Regions from separate parts of the Homo sapiens genome. Here region 2 is linked to region 1. Evidence: chromatin loops called from intact Hi-C (ENCODE). Cell type or tissue: GM12878. All regions are shown on one strand. Each heading gives the region's core, and the rest is flanking DNA. Links, peaks and the distances in the headings are about the cores only.

Evidence for each region. A loop is a pair of places that touch in the nucleus more often than their neighbours do. Peaks named below come from ENCODE experiments on the same cell type or tissue, not always from the same donor. Only the 100,000 strongest peaks of a DNase experiment are listed, where the experiment ranks them.
Region 2: it touches region 1 in a loop (4-fold over the local background); 2 of 110 quality-filtered maps call a loop at or near these places.

Annotation. Positions count from the first base shown.
Region 1 is chr9:72,589,317-72,597,651 of GRCh38, forward strand. All of the region lies in intron 2 of TMC1 (transmembrane channel like 1), which reads left to right. Among named protein-coding and RNA genes, the nearest start is that of TMC1, 72 kb to the left of the region's middle. RefSeq lists an enhancer at 3,346-3,405. In GM12878, for the core only: a CTCF peak has its summit at 3,619 (motif pointing left); a DNase peak (open chromatin) is centred at 3,515.
Region 2 is chr9:72,199,403-72,207,737 of GRCh38, forward strand. It overlaps GDA (guanine deaminase), which reads left to right. Exons shown (of 14, transcript NM_004293.5): 3 at 3,169-3,340. Among named protein-coding and RNA genes, the nearest start is that of GDA, 54 kb to the left of the region's middle. RefSeq lists a silencer at 3,928-4,087. In GM12878, for the core only: a CTCF peak has its summit at 4,011 (motif pointing right); DNase peaks (open chromatin) are centred at 4,023, 6,359 and 7,977.

The sequences.
Region 1 (8,335 bases), core at 113-8,112:
CATTGTGTTTCACAAATGTGAACTATTAATACAATCTGGGTTTGTTCCGATTTAATTGTCTAAAATTATACATAATTCATCTTGCCAACAAATGAAATTATTGAAAAATTAAAAATATCACCACCAATTTTTTCTATTAAATGTATATTTTTGTAATGATAGCTTAAGTTTCATCTCAGTTTGAGATTTAGTACACTGTGGCATTCACTCTGGTTGGGGTTCATTTGGCTCTGAGCTTCAAGGTTCAATTTAGACTTCAAAGCATGTCGGACTTGACCTGAGGCACGTTTTTAACAATCAGGTGCAGTTTGTAAGGTTATGGGTTGAGGAATAGCATAAATGGGCCATCCTTTTTCTGATTTTGAGAAGAGAATGACTACTAATACCCAGGTGTGTTCTTGTCTTTCTTGAGTCAATTCTAACAGCATTGGCTGTGGGTTATAAAACCATAAAATTTTACAGCCAAAAACAACTTTAAAGGTCGTTTAGATGGAACTTCTTCATTTTGCAGATGAGGAAACTGAGAATCAGAGACAAAGTGACCTCAGGGCATTACAACTTACTATTACTATATTGAAAGAGGAAGGGAAGCTGGTGCAAGTTGAGGGACCCACTGATGAACTGCAGGGTATCCAATGTTGCCCCTGTGTTTGGGCTGAGGGAGAAGCAGCTTCTTAGCTTCTGCTATGCTGACTTATCTTGTGATCTCTGTCCCAGCCCTTGGCTGCCTCTCCTCCTTGTCCCCAGGCCTGCACCATTCCATCTGCCTCCTGATTATTCACTGACAGCTGCCTTTTCCCTCACCCTTTGTTCTCAGTTTTTAAAAATCCAATGGGGAGAAGCTTGGATTCAAATGATAGCATTTTCAGCTCATGAAAAATTCTATAACAAGTGTATTTGACCGTTTGATCTCTGGCTTCTCCCACACACTTGCCCTTTATACTCTGACAGCCATAAGCTTCATTTCCTTGAAGCAGATTGCAATTTCAATGGAAAGGAAATAATTGTGTAGCTTTCAAGCTGAGTTCAGTTCTAAAAAGGACTGAGCAAAGCTCAATCCTGGGCTATTGTAGAATCTTAGTCACTGAATCAGGCAGTGAAAGAGCTCTCTCCAAGCTTCATGGTTATGATCTTGAAAAACACCAGAGCTAGGTTCAAATTCCAGCCATACCATTTCCTAACTGTGTGATTTTGGCAAATCACACAAATACTTAAAATTCTTTCGACTCGGTTTCCTCTTCTGTAAAATGGGAACACTAATTAATGCTCACCTCAAAAGGTTGTTCATTCATTCAACACATATTCGTTGGGTGCCTCCTGTGTGTCAAACTGTTTCAGTCCAGTGAGGAAGATGGACATGAATCCAAGAGTCACCAAAAAAATGTAAAGTGGCACCTGTGATGAGTCACAAAGGGGAGGTATATGAGAAAGTGTGTGACAGTATCTAACAGGTGAGGGCATTATATAATTTATTGTTGCAAACAGGACATTTTTGAGCATGTAAGAGGGTGTGTTAATTGTCCTGGAACAACAGGCATAAATCAGGACTTTCTGGGCAAACTCAGGCCCTACCCCACTCTTACCTACCCTTAGTATAAGAGGGAAGGTTGGGAAAGGCTTTCCTGGGGAAGGGAAGAAGAAACTGAGATCCGCGGAATAAGTGAGGATTCCTAGGCAAAAAGAGGAAGACAGAGTGGTTTAGGCCAAGAGAGCAAACAGTGGTGCAAGACTCTAAGGCAGGACAAAGCATGGAGCCTGCAGAGAACAGACAGAAGGTCAGTGTGATGAAGATGGGAGGGGTGCGTGGCTTTAAACACAGGCCCCTTGCTTGTTGGTTTGCCCTGTAGGTGTTAAGAAATGAGGCTATATCAAGGTGAATTTTAAGTAGAGGTGGCACCTCTACTTAAGACCAGACTTGCAGCTTTAAACATCAGTCTGGCTGCAAGGCAGAATGGATTAGCATTGAGTAGTAGTTCTGGCCTTGGCTTTCCAGAGGAAACTTCTAAACAATATCAAAGCCTTGGTGTCACCCACAGAGATCCTGATTTAATTAGTTTAGGTTGGCTCCCAGTAGGTTATAAAGTGTGTCAGGATTGAGATTCACTGTAGAAGGAAGTGTGAATATGGAGAAGAATAATTACAAGGCTATTGCAGTAGCCCGGGTAAGAAGTGATGGAATAGGTTCATGGCAGTGGGTTTCTGAAGCAGTGGTTCTCAAACTGTAGTGGATTTGAGTATCACCTGGAAGTCTTATTTATTTATTAGAGATGGTCTCACACTGTTGCGTAGGCTAGAGTGCAGTGGTATAATCATAGCTCACTGCAACCTTGATCAGCCTTCATCTCCTAGGCTCAAGCAATCCTGCCACTTCAGCTTCCTGAGTAGCTGGGACTACAGGCATGGACCACCATGGCTATTTGTTTGTTTGTTTTTAATAGAGACAGGGTCTCACTCTGTTGCCCAGGCTGGTCTCAAATTCCTGGGCTAAAGCAAGCCTCTCTCCTTGGCCTCCCAAAGTGCTGGGATTATAGCCACTGCACCTTGGCACGGAAACCTTGTTAAAATGCAGATATCTGGGTATCATTGATTTAGTAGGTCGTGGATGGGGCCTGAGAATTTGCATTTCTGACAAATTACCTGGAGGCGCTAGTTGCTAGTTTAGAGATCACACTTAGCATCTAGTGGGTAGTGGTCAGGGATGCTGGTGAATATCATACAATACACAGAACAGCCCTTTTGCTGATCACTGATCGAGCAAAAAAACCATCTGATGTGGTAGATAACATCAACAGGATTTGATCAGCAGGGTAAAGGACAACTCCAGGACTCTTACAGTTTTCTGAATTTCACAACTAAATGACGAGTTTCACTATTCATTGACATTCAGGAGACAGCCCTACAGACCTGAGAAGATGGTGAAGTCAAAGCTACACATATATTTGAGGGTTACCTTTGAAACAGCTAAGAGGATACATCAAGCAGGAACATATATGTGGAACCTGGAAGGGAAGATCATTACAGATATAAACTTGGGGATCATTAAAGCCAGGAACTTATCAATGGCATCAGTCAGTTCTCTTTTCTTTTACTCTTATCATTGGTGTCAAAGCTCTGGCCTCTTTTTGTTGGTTCCACTCAGGTGCCGTGATCCTCCAGCCTCAGCACCTTGCTGTGAGCTCTCCTTGGGAGGCTGCCTCTCCCTCCTCCTTCAGAATTTACCCCCTACTTCTCCTTTGGGTCCCACCTCTCAGGCTTGGTCATGTGTGGCATTAGCAAGCAGGTGTGCGTGTTTCCTTCTGAAGCACAAATCAAAGCCATGGTTATGTATCTGTGGGATTATTTGCTAAATGGCCACCTCTCCTGCTAGATTCTAAGTTGCCTGCAGTGACTGGAGAACATCCCTAGGTATCAGATGCTCAATGTCTTACACTTATGGAACCGTCAAAGACAGCTGTTAAATGTCCAATGGGTCAGTTAGGGAGATGGTGGTTGTTAAAACTGTGATGAGTTCTCAGGAAGAGGGAGAAGCAGTTACCTTTGTGAAGCAGTTGTTGGTATTTACTTAGTAATGAGATTAAATTTCCTAGGACAGTGGGTGTGTGAACCAGCAATAGCGCCATCTGCTGGAAGTAAGTGATACAACAACTATTATCTTGACTAGGCTCAGGGCTGTTAAAACAGTATTGCTCTGGGAGAAAAGAATCATTTTTTTTAAGGTTAAAAATGTGAGTAAAATTCTTTAGAGTGAAGATAGAATTTCTTTTGAAATGGTTGGAAAAATTGGATAATTATTGAAAATAGTGTTCAGTTTTCAAAGAGGAGAGAAACCTTCAAGTCACTGTAATTAAGAGAAGTTTTATTGAAAGAACACATGGAATAAGGAAGTTAGATATCTCCACCCAAAACCAGCATTTCAGAAAACAGAAACAGGCAAAAATCTGGCGGAGTGTGGTGGCTCATGCCTGCAATCCCAGCCCTTTGGGAGGCCATGGTGGAAGGATCGCTTGAAGCCAGGAGTTTAAGAATAGCCTGGGCAACATAGTAAGATCCCCATTTTCTTTTTTCTTTTCTTTTCTTTTCTTTTTTTCTTTTCTTTTCTGAGACAGAGTGTTGCTCCTTTTGCCCAGGCTGGAGCGCAATGGCATGATCTCAGCTCACCACAACCTCCCGGGTTCAAGAAATTCTCCTGCCTTGGCCTCCTGAGTAGCTGGGATTACAGGCATGCACCACCACACCTGGCTAATTTCGTATTTTTAGTAGAGACGTGGTTTCTCCATGTTGGTCAGGCTGGTCTTGAACGCCCGATCTCAGGTGATCTGCCCACCTCGGCCTCCCAAAGTGCTGGGATTACAGGCATGAGCCCCCGTGCCCAGCCCCAAGACCCCCATTTCTATTTTAAAAAAAAAAAAGAAGAAGAAGAAGGAAAAGAAAAGAAAAATGGAAACAGGCGAAAACCTAGGCTTCTCAAAGACTGAAGGGTATTTTGGAACTGACTGGATATTGCTCATCTCTGGCTGGTTGTGTTGCAGCCTCGTTGGTGGCAAGTGCAGACCCTCAGTCAGTGACCTCCTTTGTTGCTCTTCCATCAAAGGGCCCCCTTCTCCTGCCCAGGCATGGTGTTACTAATATGGCGATGGTAGGGGCAGGGGCTGCATCTATGACGGGGAGAGGTATGAGAGTATACTCATCATTCTGCTGTTGTCTTTGTTAGTTTGTTTCTAATTTCTATTGTTGGGGAGAAAGATAAATTCTTCCCTAACCTCTTGGGATCTTCACCTGGGTCTAAGAATTAAATCACTGTAAGACAGGTTAACAGGAGAAAAATATATGAGTTTTATTGATTTTTACATGTACGCGGAGACCCTCATGAGACAGCAGAAGACCTGAAGAAATGGACAAAGCAGAAAGCTCTAATACCTTTTAGACAGAGAAACCATAAATTCATGAAGAGCTGACAAGACAAAGGGGTTTGGGCCAGTGGCAGTAAATTGTGGGAATTCACTAGGGAGGTGTAAAGATAGAGGAAGATAAGGGATAGTTTAGAAAGTTTATTTGTACAGCTCCATTGCAGCATCAACTCCCAGTCAATGGTGATAAGAGTTATTTTCTTATTCTGGTACAGGGAGGGCAACTTTCTTAAATAAATCTTTTTGGCTTACGACAGGTAGAAGAGGGCAGATCACATAGCCCTTTCCGGCATCTGCTGTTTCTCAGGTGACTTTAGCTCAAAATAATCAACATGCCACATCAGCAAATTTTGGGGTGACATGGCCTGTTTCGCTATGATAATGGGAAAGAAATCAGACTTTTTAACTTTGAATTAGAAAACACAAACTTTGACTATGTCCCACAATTTATGTGACTGATTTCATATTCTATCACATCTATTTTATATTCTCTCATATTCTCCTCATGAATTTTCCCCTAGAATGTTGGGGGAATTTTGAAATGACTTGGGGGGCATGCTACAATTCGAAAAGGAGAGAGACATACTCTCCAATTCTCTCCCTGCCTGCCTCACAATGTGCAGCTCTCCTCTGCTTCTTCTTCTTCTTTTTTTTTTTTTTGAGACAGCGTCTCACTCTGTCACCCAGGCTTGAGTGCAGTGGCGCAATCTTGGCTCACTGCAAGCTCCGCCTCCCAGGTTCAAGTGATTCTTCTGCCTCAGCCTTCCGAGTAGGTGGTACTAGAGGTGTGTGCCACCACGCCCAGCTAATTTTTGTATTTTTAGTAGAGACGGGGTTTCTTTATGTTGACCAGGCTAGTCTCGAACTCCTGACCTCAGGTGATCTGCCCACCTCAGCCTCCCAAAATGCTGGAATTACAGGTGTGAGCCAACATGCCTGGCCTCCTCTGCTTCTGATTCAACTGCTGCTACCGATAGACTTACTGAAGGATTTGAAGCCAAATGGTATTAATTTTGGTCAGTTACTTCCCTGTATCTGGTGTCCTCACTAGACAGAACTTCTGTGTATGGCTACTTCATAGACCCCGACCAGCCTACATATTGTTTGCTCTAAGGTCTAGTGCCCTCTCTTATTTCACTAAGATACAGCCACTGTTGGTGGGGGAGTCACATAACATGGAACATAATCACTGTATCAGTTCAGGTGCTCTTGATTCAAGTGGATTTAATTATGAGGGAATTTATTCCTTACATAATTACTAAGTCTAGCATTAGAGTGGCCTGCAGATGAGGGTTGATCCAGTGGCTCAGTGATGGCCAGAACGCTGTTTACTTTTTCCATTCTGCTATCTATGGGGTTGGCTTCATCCTGAGGTTGTTTTCCTTTCTGTCACAGGTTTTACATCAATGGGGTAAACTAGTTTACATTGTGGTAACAAGCAACTCTCAACTTTTTTTTTTTTTTTTTTTTTTAGACTGAATCTTGCTCTGTTGCCCAGGCTGGAGTGCAGTGGTACAGTCTTGGCTCACTGCAACTTCCGCCTCCTGGGCTCAAGTGATTCTCCTGCTTGAGCTTCCTGAGTAGCTGGGATTACAGGCATGCACCACCACGCTGGCTAATTTTCGTATTTTTAGTAGAGATGGGGTTTCTTTTTTTTTTTTTTTTCTTTTTGAGACAGAATCTTGCTCTGTCGCCCAGGCTGGAGTGCAGTGGCGTGATCTCGGCTCACTGCAACCTCTGCCTCCTGGGTTCAAGCGATTCTTCCGCCTCAGCCTCCCAAGTAGCTGGGACTACAGGCGCATGCCACCACGCCCGGCTAATTTTTGTATTTTTAGTAAAGACAGGGTTTCACCATATTGACCAGGCTGGTCTTGAACTCCTGACCTCGTGATTTGCCCGCCTCAGCCTCCCAAAGTGCTGGGATTACAGGCGTGAGCCACCGCGCCCAGCCAACTCTCAACTCTAGTAGCTTAAGACAACAAAGATTTATTTCTTGCTCTTACTGTCTGCCCATCTGTATCACCTTCTCTGCAGGACCCAGTTTAATGGAGCACACACAGAAAAAGGTGCTGGTCACTAGGGCCAAGGGAACAATGGCTCTGGAAGGTTTTTCTTGAACAATTCAGTGTTCCAGTCTTGGAGCAATACATCTTATTTCTACTGTTAAATCCATGGCCAGAACTAATCATGTTGTCCCACTCACCACAAAGCCATATGCAGCCCCACCATGTGCTCAGGAAAGAGGAATGGGAAGCATTTGATGAACAGAAATAATGACTTCAACAATTGGGACTATCAGTTCACAGTTTCAATTGTAAAAAAAAAAAAAAAAAAAAAAGACAGAAATAGAAAAAGAACAATTGAAAGTACTTGCTTTCTCATCCACGAAAAAAGTTGGTCAAAGCCTCTTAGTGTAAGTCTATAGCAGATGATGCCTGATAAGGAATTGTACATACCGTTCTTCGTGAAAACCAAGAGTACCATGTATGTAACATAGTTGCTTTGGGCTTCTTATAGCAGTTAAGAGTGTATCAGCAGGCCTCCATGGTATTTGAATGTTAAAAGCTTTCATTCCCCCTGGAAGAAAACACATAGCTAACTAAAGAAAGAAAAAAGAAGGGAAAAAGAACAAAGAAAAAGAACCACTAGAGTCTCTGAAAAGAGCTTATGAGATACCTGACTGTCTGCGCCTTCTAAGTATGTACCATGAAACCTTAGATTCCTACCTCATTTTGTGATGGTGTAGAAGGCACATTGGCCACCAGCAACCCTTGTAAATATTTGCGGATTTGAATTTCACAAATTGAAACCCAGACTGCTGAGGGCTTTGCTGCTAACGTCAAAGAGCTGGGGCAACTACCACAAAACCACATGTGGGAGACTTTTTAGATGAGGAGATAGGAAATTCCTAATAAGAAAAGTTTTTTTGTAAAATACTTTCTAATGCTGGCTCTTTAGAGAAGCACATTTTACATGTGCAATGGTGCAAAGTCCTAGCACTAAGATTTCTTCACTCACAGAAAGAAAGAATGATGCAGGTGCTGTTCACATGCGGCCGGAACCATGCCCTTGCCAAGCAGGTCAGCGGGGCACAGGGACTGCGCTCCTCATGATAGTGCAGATTGGCTCGGAAGTACTCAATTCTGTGGAGTCACAGCGCCCTCTGACAGATTTCAGTTTCTGGAAAAGGAAGGGCCCCCTTCAGGGTACCTGCTGTTCACCTTCCATTAGATTAAGGTTGAAGAGCGAGTGGCCATTTGTAGGTACTGGTATGAGATGTTCCTAGCTACCCGCATGTCAGCCCCGGGAAACGGCAACATTTCCCACCCTTCTTACCCTGGGTCCTGAGTAGGAATAAAAGTTAGTGATTCTTAGGGGCATATTGAGAGCTGGCAATGATACCTCTCACAAATCCATCCCCCAGAGAT
Region 2 (8,335 bases), core at 27-8,026, 390 kb before region 1:
AATAAATCCTTGCGCTTCTGTTGCCTCTGAAGACTTTGTACTCTGAATCATCTTTCACTCTCTCATCTCAGCTACAATGAACATGCTCATTTCTCCTACATGAAAAACATAAAGTGACTTGAACTCTTCTTCATCCTAACTTTCACTACCAAATATTTTAAAAGGGCGCTCTCCATCTGCACAGGACTTTCTCAAACACTCTCTTTTTAGCACTTAGTGCAGTAACAAAAACATTCTAGAGACTCAGTGACTACTTTTTAAAGGAAGAGCTAAATCTTTCCAAAATTGGGGGTCTTAGGATTATTCCTGAGGCCATGCATTTTTGACCCTTGCAGTTTTTGGCACTAGTCACTGCCCTGCTCCTTCTTGAATGTCTCTTCTTTACTGTCCCTGACACCTCTCTGTCCTGGGTTCCCTCTACCCTCCTGACAATAACTCTGCCAAGATTGATCCTGATCTTTTCTTTCTCAGTCTTACTCCTGAAGTCGAAGGTGCTGCTTAAGATGTTGGTTTGTTCTTCCTTCCACAGAGAACTCTGGCATCGCCAACTTCTAGAGTTACCTATATAAGACCCTCAAATCTGAATCCTTTCTTTTTTTTTTTTTTTTTTTTTGAGATGGAGTCTCGCTCTGTCACCCAGGCTGGAGTGCAGTGGCATGATCTCTGCTCACCTCAAGCTCCGCCTCCCGTGTTCACGCCATTCTCCTGCCTCAGCCGCCCGAGTAGCTGGGACTACAGGCGCCTGCCACCACGCCTGGCTAATTTTTGTATTTTTAGTAGAGATGGGGTTTCACCGTGTTAGCCAGGATGGTCTCGATCTCCTGACCTCGTGATCTGCCCGCCTTGGCCTCCCAAAGTGCTGGGATTACAGGCGTGAGCCACCGTGCCCAGCCTCCTCTCCTTCTTTTCTTCTGCCTCTTCTCCCTTCTCCTTCTTCTTCCTTTTCTTGCTCTTCTTCTTCCCTCCTCCTCTTCCTCCTCCTCCTCTTTTTCTCCTTCTCCTCCTCCTTTCTCGTCCTTTTCCTCTTCTCCTCCTCTCCTTTTTCTTTCTCCTCATTTTTCTTCCTCCTCCTCTCTGTCTCCCTCATTCACCCGTAACCTCCTCAACTAGATTATAAAGTCTTTGACGACAATATGCCTTATTTTTCTCTGGACTCTCCACAGGGCTTGGCGGTTTCCTAAATATAGTAGACATTGGGAAATATTATTTGGTTAAACAATTTAACTGCATGAGGAAGTTACACTGCTATTCCGTTTTATGACGGGAGAGAAAGCAAAGACCCAAAGGACTGACATTGTAGAGAGATCAGTGACTGATACCTGAGAGAAATCCATATTCCACCCTCCCTTTCAGAGTGCTTCCCACATTATAGGCCCACTTAATGCTGCCTTCTTGACGTCCTTAAAAATTTGTCACAGTTCTTTATTTCCATAGTCAGTGAATTAACAATTCCATCACGTGGAACGTAGTGACCGAGAGTACTGAACCTACAGACAAACTGCCTGGGTTTGAATCTCAGCGCCAAAGCTGACTAGTTAACAGTTACTTTTTTTCAAGCTACATAAATTCCCTGAGCTTTAGCTTACCCTTATGTAAAGGAGGGTAACAGTACTCTCATACTTACTAAGTTTCTTGTGAACATTACATCATCATCATCATCATCCATAACATTTATTGATGCTTTCCATTATCTAGGCATTGTTCTTACACACACTAAATACATCCTCATGACAGCCCTATGATGCTACTACTATCTCCATTTTACATAAGGGGAAACTGAGTCACACAGAATTTTTTTTTTTTTTTAATATGTCAAATATCTAACTGCTGATTTATGGTCAAACCTGATTTCAGATCTTAGCAGGCCAAAACCAGAATGTATACACTTTAACTCAACTGCTGCCCACAGATGAGATGATGTATGTAGAACGCTGTGCCAGTGCCTAGTGAATGTACATATTCAGGAAACATTAGCTGCTGTCACCATCATTATTATAATAACTGACTACAAAAAAGCTAGTCTTTTCCATGCGATGTAGAGGCTTTCTTGTAGTCAGACAAGATCAAGATGACCACTGAGTCTGCCATTCCTTGCTCTTGTTTTAAAATAAAGCATTTAGAGTTACTCATGGCTTTATTTGGCTTACAGTTAGGTGGTATGTATACATTTGATTTGATAGCATGAGGAATTATTTGTAATGTTAGGTTTCAAGTTCAAGTTGCTTATGTGATTGAATACTTACCTAGGATAATGGTGGCAGTAGAGGGTCCCATCTTTTGGCAAATATCTGTTTGGATGAGGTTGGATACTTAATAGTGACTGTGGTGAACTGCATTAGCTCTTTAGAAAAGCATGAAGTGTCTGTTAGCACCATACTGCCTCAATTCTGTGGGTAGTGCCTCTGAACACTTTCCAGGACTTTCTAATTATAAGAATTAATAGAAATATGAATATTAATTGGTGGATCATGGTGGTAGCATTAGTGATCACAAGCATCCTGAGCATGGTTGTCACAGCATCATATGTAACTCCCTCTTCGCTTCACTACTTACACCACTGCCCGTTTGTGGTCCATCTCCTGAGATCGCCTGTCCCTAACCAGCTTGCTCTTGCTGCTTCTATTTCAGAACTCAGTTTCTGTAACACGTGGGAAAAGACTAGGTTTCTTGTAGTCAGACAAGATCAAGATGACTGCTGAGTCTAAAATTGCAGCCAGTCTGTTTCTCACCTTTAGTTGCCCTTAGTGACTGGTGTGCACATTGCTCAGCACGGCTCTAGAAGTTTTAAAGGCCTCCTCTTCCATTCTTGATCTCTGACCTACAACTATCAGTTGTGAGAACAAAGTCATGGGATTAAATCAGAGTTCCCGTCCTTTCTTGTGCCACCACTGCTTTGCTTCTGCTCAATGCTGTGTTTTTCCCTCCCTTCGTCATCACTGGTTAACCCCGACCAGCCATTCCAACCTAGAAGCTATATCTCTCCTAGCAGAGCTTCATTTTTATGTCCTGACCTCTAAATAATTGGAGAATTTACAGTTGTCTGATTGCATTACCTATAAACCTGTGTGGGTGAACAGTGAAATCATGCTTGGGAAAAAATGTGATTTAAAAATATGGGAAATGACTGAAGATATTATTAAATACTTTTATTCTCATCTTAATTTCCAGTGAGTTCTTCATGCCTGGGCTGGTTGATACACACATCCATGCCTCTCAGTATTCCTTTGCTGGAAGTAGCATAGACCTGCCACTCTTGGAGTGGCTGACCAAGTACACATTTCCTGCAGAACACAGATTCCAGAACATCGACTTTGCAGAAGAAGTATATACCAGAGTTGTCGTAAGTATCTTGTGTGTGAGTGTGGTATTCTGTTTGGTCATCTATAGAAATATCAGTTTCCTAGGACAGATTTAAATTATAAAGCATAAGCAGTTAAGCCTAAGATGGGCCATAGAGAATTTTTAAGTTTCTTTTTCACAGTCCAGTGAGTTTGTGACCACCTCACCTACACAGCTAGTCAGTGGCAAAGAGAGAATTTGAATCCAAGTTTCCAAAACCCCAATCTGGTGGGTTTACGTTACTCTTTTACTTTCTGTGTTTTACTTTACCAAATCTGGGTTTAATGAATATGTGTATTTCCCTACTCCTGCTAATCCATAATGCTGTTCTGAGGACCATATGGATTCATTATGTGACCTTTGCAAAGTTATGTGACTCACTTTTCCCATCTGTAAAAAATAGAGATCATGATAGTACCTATTTCACAGGATTCTCATGATAATTAAGCAAGTTAATATTTGTGAAGTTCTTAGAATAGTGCCTAGCACATGGTGGGAGCTCTATTTGTTTGCTTTAAAAATGCCCAAGGAAATTTAAAATTAAATATTTAAATTACTGTTAGAAGGAATATCATGTTATTCTGGGAGCTTTGCAAGGAAGGAAAATAGGATGGTCCCATATTGCATGGCACGTGGTAATGTGACTTGAGCACTGACACCACTAGAGGGAACTCTGGGGCTAGTACAGTCATTGAACAGTGGCAGTAGTGTGTACCAGCCATATGTTGAAGGCTCTGAAAGTGTCCTTCCTTCTCCTCTTTCAGGAAAATCAGTTCCTTTCTTACTCCAATCCTGTGCCCAGAACCAGAATCTACTCAGGAATTAGAAACAGTTTCTGCAGTAAAGGAGCTAAAGCGCAAATGCTGCCTTGTCTGATCATTATGTCCTGGTGTTCAGCGCACTTGGTCTGAACACTCATGGATTTTTGTGGGACCCATTGATTCCTCCTAAGGTGTTCACTACATGTGGTGGTGGCAGTATTATAAGCCTTCCACATCAACTGACCTAACCATCTTGCCAGTTTTTTTGGTCTTGCATCATTCCAGTCTTAGAGAGTAAAAGCAAGTGCTTTTTTTTTTTCTTCTTTTTTTTGGAGACAGAGTCTCACTTTGTCACCCAAGCTGGAGTGCAGTGGCATGATCTCGGCTCACTGCAACCTCTGCTGCCCAGATTCAAGTGATTCTCCTGCCTCAGCCTCCCAAGTAGCTGAGATTACAGGCACCTGCCACCACACCCAGCTAATTTTTCTATTTTTAGTAGAGACGGGGTTTCACCATATTGCTCAGGCTGGTCTTGAACTCCTGACCTCATGATCCACCCACCTCGGCCTCCCAAAGTGTCAGGATTACAGGCATGAGCCACCGCGCCCGGCCGAGCAAGTGCTAACATTTATACACTTGCCTCACGTAATTATAAATTCAGTGCAATTGTGGATCTTACATATTTAGCATGCACCACATGACACTAGAAAAGCTGAGAAGGACTAAAGCTATGTATAAAGTAGCTGGTGCATTGTGTTAATGAATGGTGTTAACCACACCAAATCTTTATTCTCAAAATTTATTTATGCCTCACATTGTTCTAAAAAAGATGTGAGATAGCTGAAAATTGCGTAGTATACAACAAAAGAAAATGAGTCATGATATCAAGGCAAAGAAAAAAAAGGGGGAAGGAAAAGTAAAATAAAACCAAGAAAACAATGTCTACTGTGGGGGTCCATGCATTTGTTAGTTTGTCATGAATTTGGCTTTAGATTTCTAGAACCTGACCCAAAGAGGGAAATCAGTTCTGAAATTTACACTGCTTTTATGATTAAAAAACACATTTGTTAAGGTAAAGCATATCTATGCTTCATACTGAAACTTAAGAAAATTAATCTCAATATTCCTTAGTGTGGATAGACACTATGCTGCCAAAATATATATTGTAAAGATTCTATACTATCAAGAAGTCCAGATAGATCATTCTTTTATGTTTAGAGAGGTAGAGTATCAAAGACTATATATTTTTCAGGCAGTACTCCATATAAATTATTTCTGACATCAGAGATTTGTTTAAGTATTTGATGTCAGGCCGAGTGTGATGGTGGTTTAAGTATTTGATGTCAGGCCTGTAATCCTAGCACTTTGGGAGACCAAGGTGGGTGGATCACCTGAAGTCAGGAGTTTGAGACCAGCCTGGCCAACATGGCAAAACCCTGTCTCTACTAAAAATACAAAAATTAGCTGGGTGTGGTGGCATGTGCCTGTAATCTCAGCTACTCAGGAGGCTGAGGCATGAGAATCGCCTGAACCCGGAGGAGGAGGTTGTAGTGAGCCAAGATCAGGCCACTACACTCTAGCCTGGGTGACAGAGTGAGACTCTGTCTCAAAAAAAAAAAAAAAAAAAAAATTGCGGAGCACATATCCTATGTTCTTTCTTATGTGTCTGATAATGAATGAGTGTGGGCCCACAAACTTTTAAGTTGGAGGCACTGAGGGTATGGCTGACATCTGTTTAAGGGTGTGGAGATGTGTTAACTAGCCACGTAGCCTACTCAGTGGGATGAGCTCAGTGGGAATAAACAGTAGTAGCTTTGGGTTTCCTTCCTCCCTTCCTTCTTCCCTTTCTCAGGGGTCTCCCTGTCCTGTCCCTTTACTGTAATTAGGGCACTTCCTGAACTTTCTAGTGTTTTCAGTTCATTCTAGTTGTGGAAAGAAAAACTTCACACAAATTAAATTTAACAGAGTAAATTGAGCAAAGAACGATTCCAGAATCAGGCAGCTCTCAGAACCAGGAAAGGTTCAGAGGACTCTGCCCAGCAAGGTGGGCAGGCAGCATTTAAGACAGAAAATGGAAGTGAGGTATAGCAACAGCTTGATTGTTACAGCTCTGGGTTTGCCTTATTCAAACTTGTTCTAATCACTTGGCACCTGTGACTGGCTAGAGCTCAGCTGCTGTGATTGGCTGAGACTCAGCTATTTGTTACAAAAGCATATTACTAATCAGGCTTTCAGTGAGTTGATAAACTAAGTTAGGTTGCAGTTCCTTATAAACTCAAAGTTGAGAAGCATGCTCAGGCCAAATTTAGCTTGCTTTAACACAGTCCAATTTGAAGTTTCAATTTCTCATTCACTAAAATCTTCTCCCATATAAGCCCTGTACCTCCTGGTTTGGGCCTGACACTGAGGAAGGGGCTTACTATCAGTGTTTGTGTAGTGCTTCTAAATAACCCCAGCTTTCCGTTTCAATTTCATCTTTAAGTCAAGATTGTAGAAAGGTGCTTAAAATTTTGAAAATTTAGAAAAATTTAGATTACATATCCGTTTTAATTTTGAGTTTTATTTTAGTTTGGTTAGTAAATGTAATGTGTCATTTTTCTTGGGGATAGCTGAGATTTATGACCTAATAAAAGGTTAATTTTTATGATTATTCTGCGATTTTTTAAAAGAAGACTGCATTTTCTCTGTTGATTTGACATTTTTTTCTATCTCTATGAGATGAAGTTGTTAAAAGTCTTGAACACTTCTATTCTTTTGCTGCATATTCTCCCATATGGTAAGACAAGAACATTTTCATTCTGTTCCCTTCTTCATCCCTACCTTTTTTGCTACGTCCTATGTTATATCATCTGAGATTTTAGTTCCATTTTTTTTTGCCGTGTATACTATATTTAAGATAATATTTAACTTTTAAGTTTAATTTAAAAAAATTATCTCAATTTAATTCCAGTTTTTTATTTTAACATCTGCACTTAATTTAACAATGAGGGCCGGGCACGGTGGCTCATGCCTGTAATCCCAGCACTTTGAGAGGCCTAGGCGGACGGATCACCTGAGGTCAGGAGTTCAAGACCAGCCTGGCCAACATGGTGAGACCCCGCCTCTACTAAAAATACAAAAATTAGCCAGGCATGGTGGCGGGTGCCTGTAATCCCAGCTACTCAGGAGGCTGAGGTGGGAGAATCTCTTGAACCCAGGAGGTGGAGGTTGCAGTGAGCCAAGGTGCACCATTGCACTCTAGTCTGGGTGACAGAGTGAGACTCCATCTCAATAATAATAATTATTATAATTATAATTTAACAATGAGCTTTGCTTTTTATTTTGCTACTTGGATCCCTGTCTTCATTCATTTTTGTTGGAATATATCCTCTGACAATTCTTTCCAATCAGGTGAGTGATAAACATTCTAAAACCTAGAATTATCAAAAATGGCTTTACTTTTTTTTTTTGACTCTTGAACAATGCCTTAGCTGTAGAGAGAATTCTATTTGAAATTATTTATCTATCAGCATCCAATGTGCTGACATCAATGTGATTCTCATTTCTTTCTAGTTAATTTTCTGGCCTTTGAGATTTTTTTCTTCATTCCTGATATTCTGAAATTGTAATTGTTGATCATCCCAATTCATTCTCAGTTTAATTCTTCAATTCATTCTCTTTAATACATAGTTCTTTCAATAAGAGAACTTCTGTCTTCCTTCTGTTTCTAGGAATTCTGTTATTTCTCTTTCTCTTTCTCTCTCTTTCTGAGTATATTCCTCTCTTCAATCTATTCTTCCTTTTGATAATTACTATTAGAAAAATATTGAAACTTCTGTTCTGTTTTCATGTCTCTAAACTTTTCTTTCACACTACATTCTTAGGAAATGGTATGGGCCAGTTTTGTAAATCATTAACTCACTCTTACTATTTATAATAACCTGTTCCTCTTTCAAGATATGACATCCTGTCCTATTCATCAAAGGATGCTATTTTTCATTCATTTTATGTCTCTTGTTGTTTTAGTAATTCTGCTTCCTCAGGTGTTCATTCAGTAAATATTTACTGAGCACATCCTAGAACCCATACACTTTTCTAGTTGCTGGAGATTAAATTTGATACCTTTGTCATGGTATTGGCTTTCCACCTGGATTTGTGATGGAGAGCTCATCCTTGTCTGTAATTGACAGGTTCTAAACATCCTCTGCTGGTGGCCAGATCTTTTTGTTTTACATGAAAATTATCTTAATATTTGG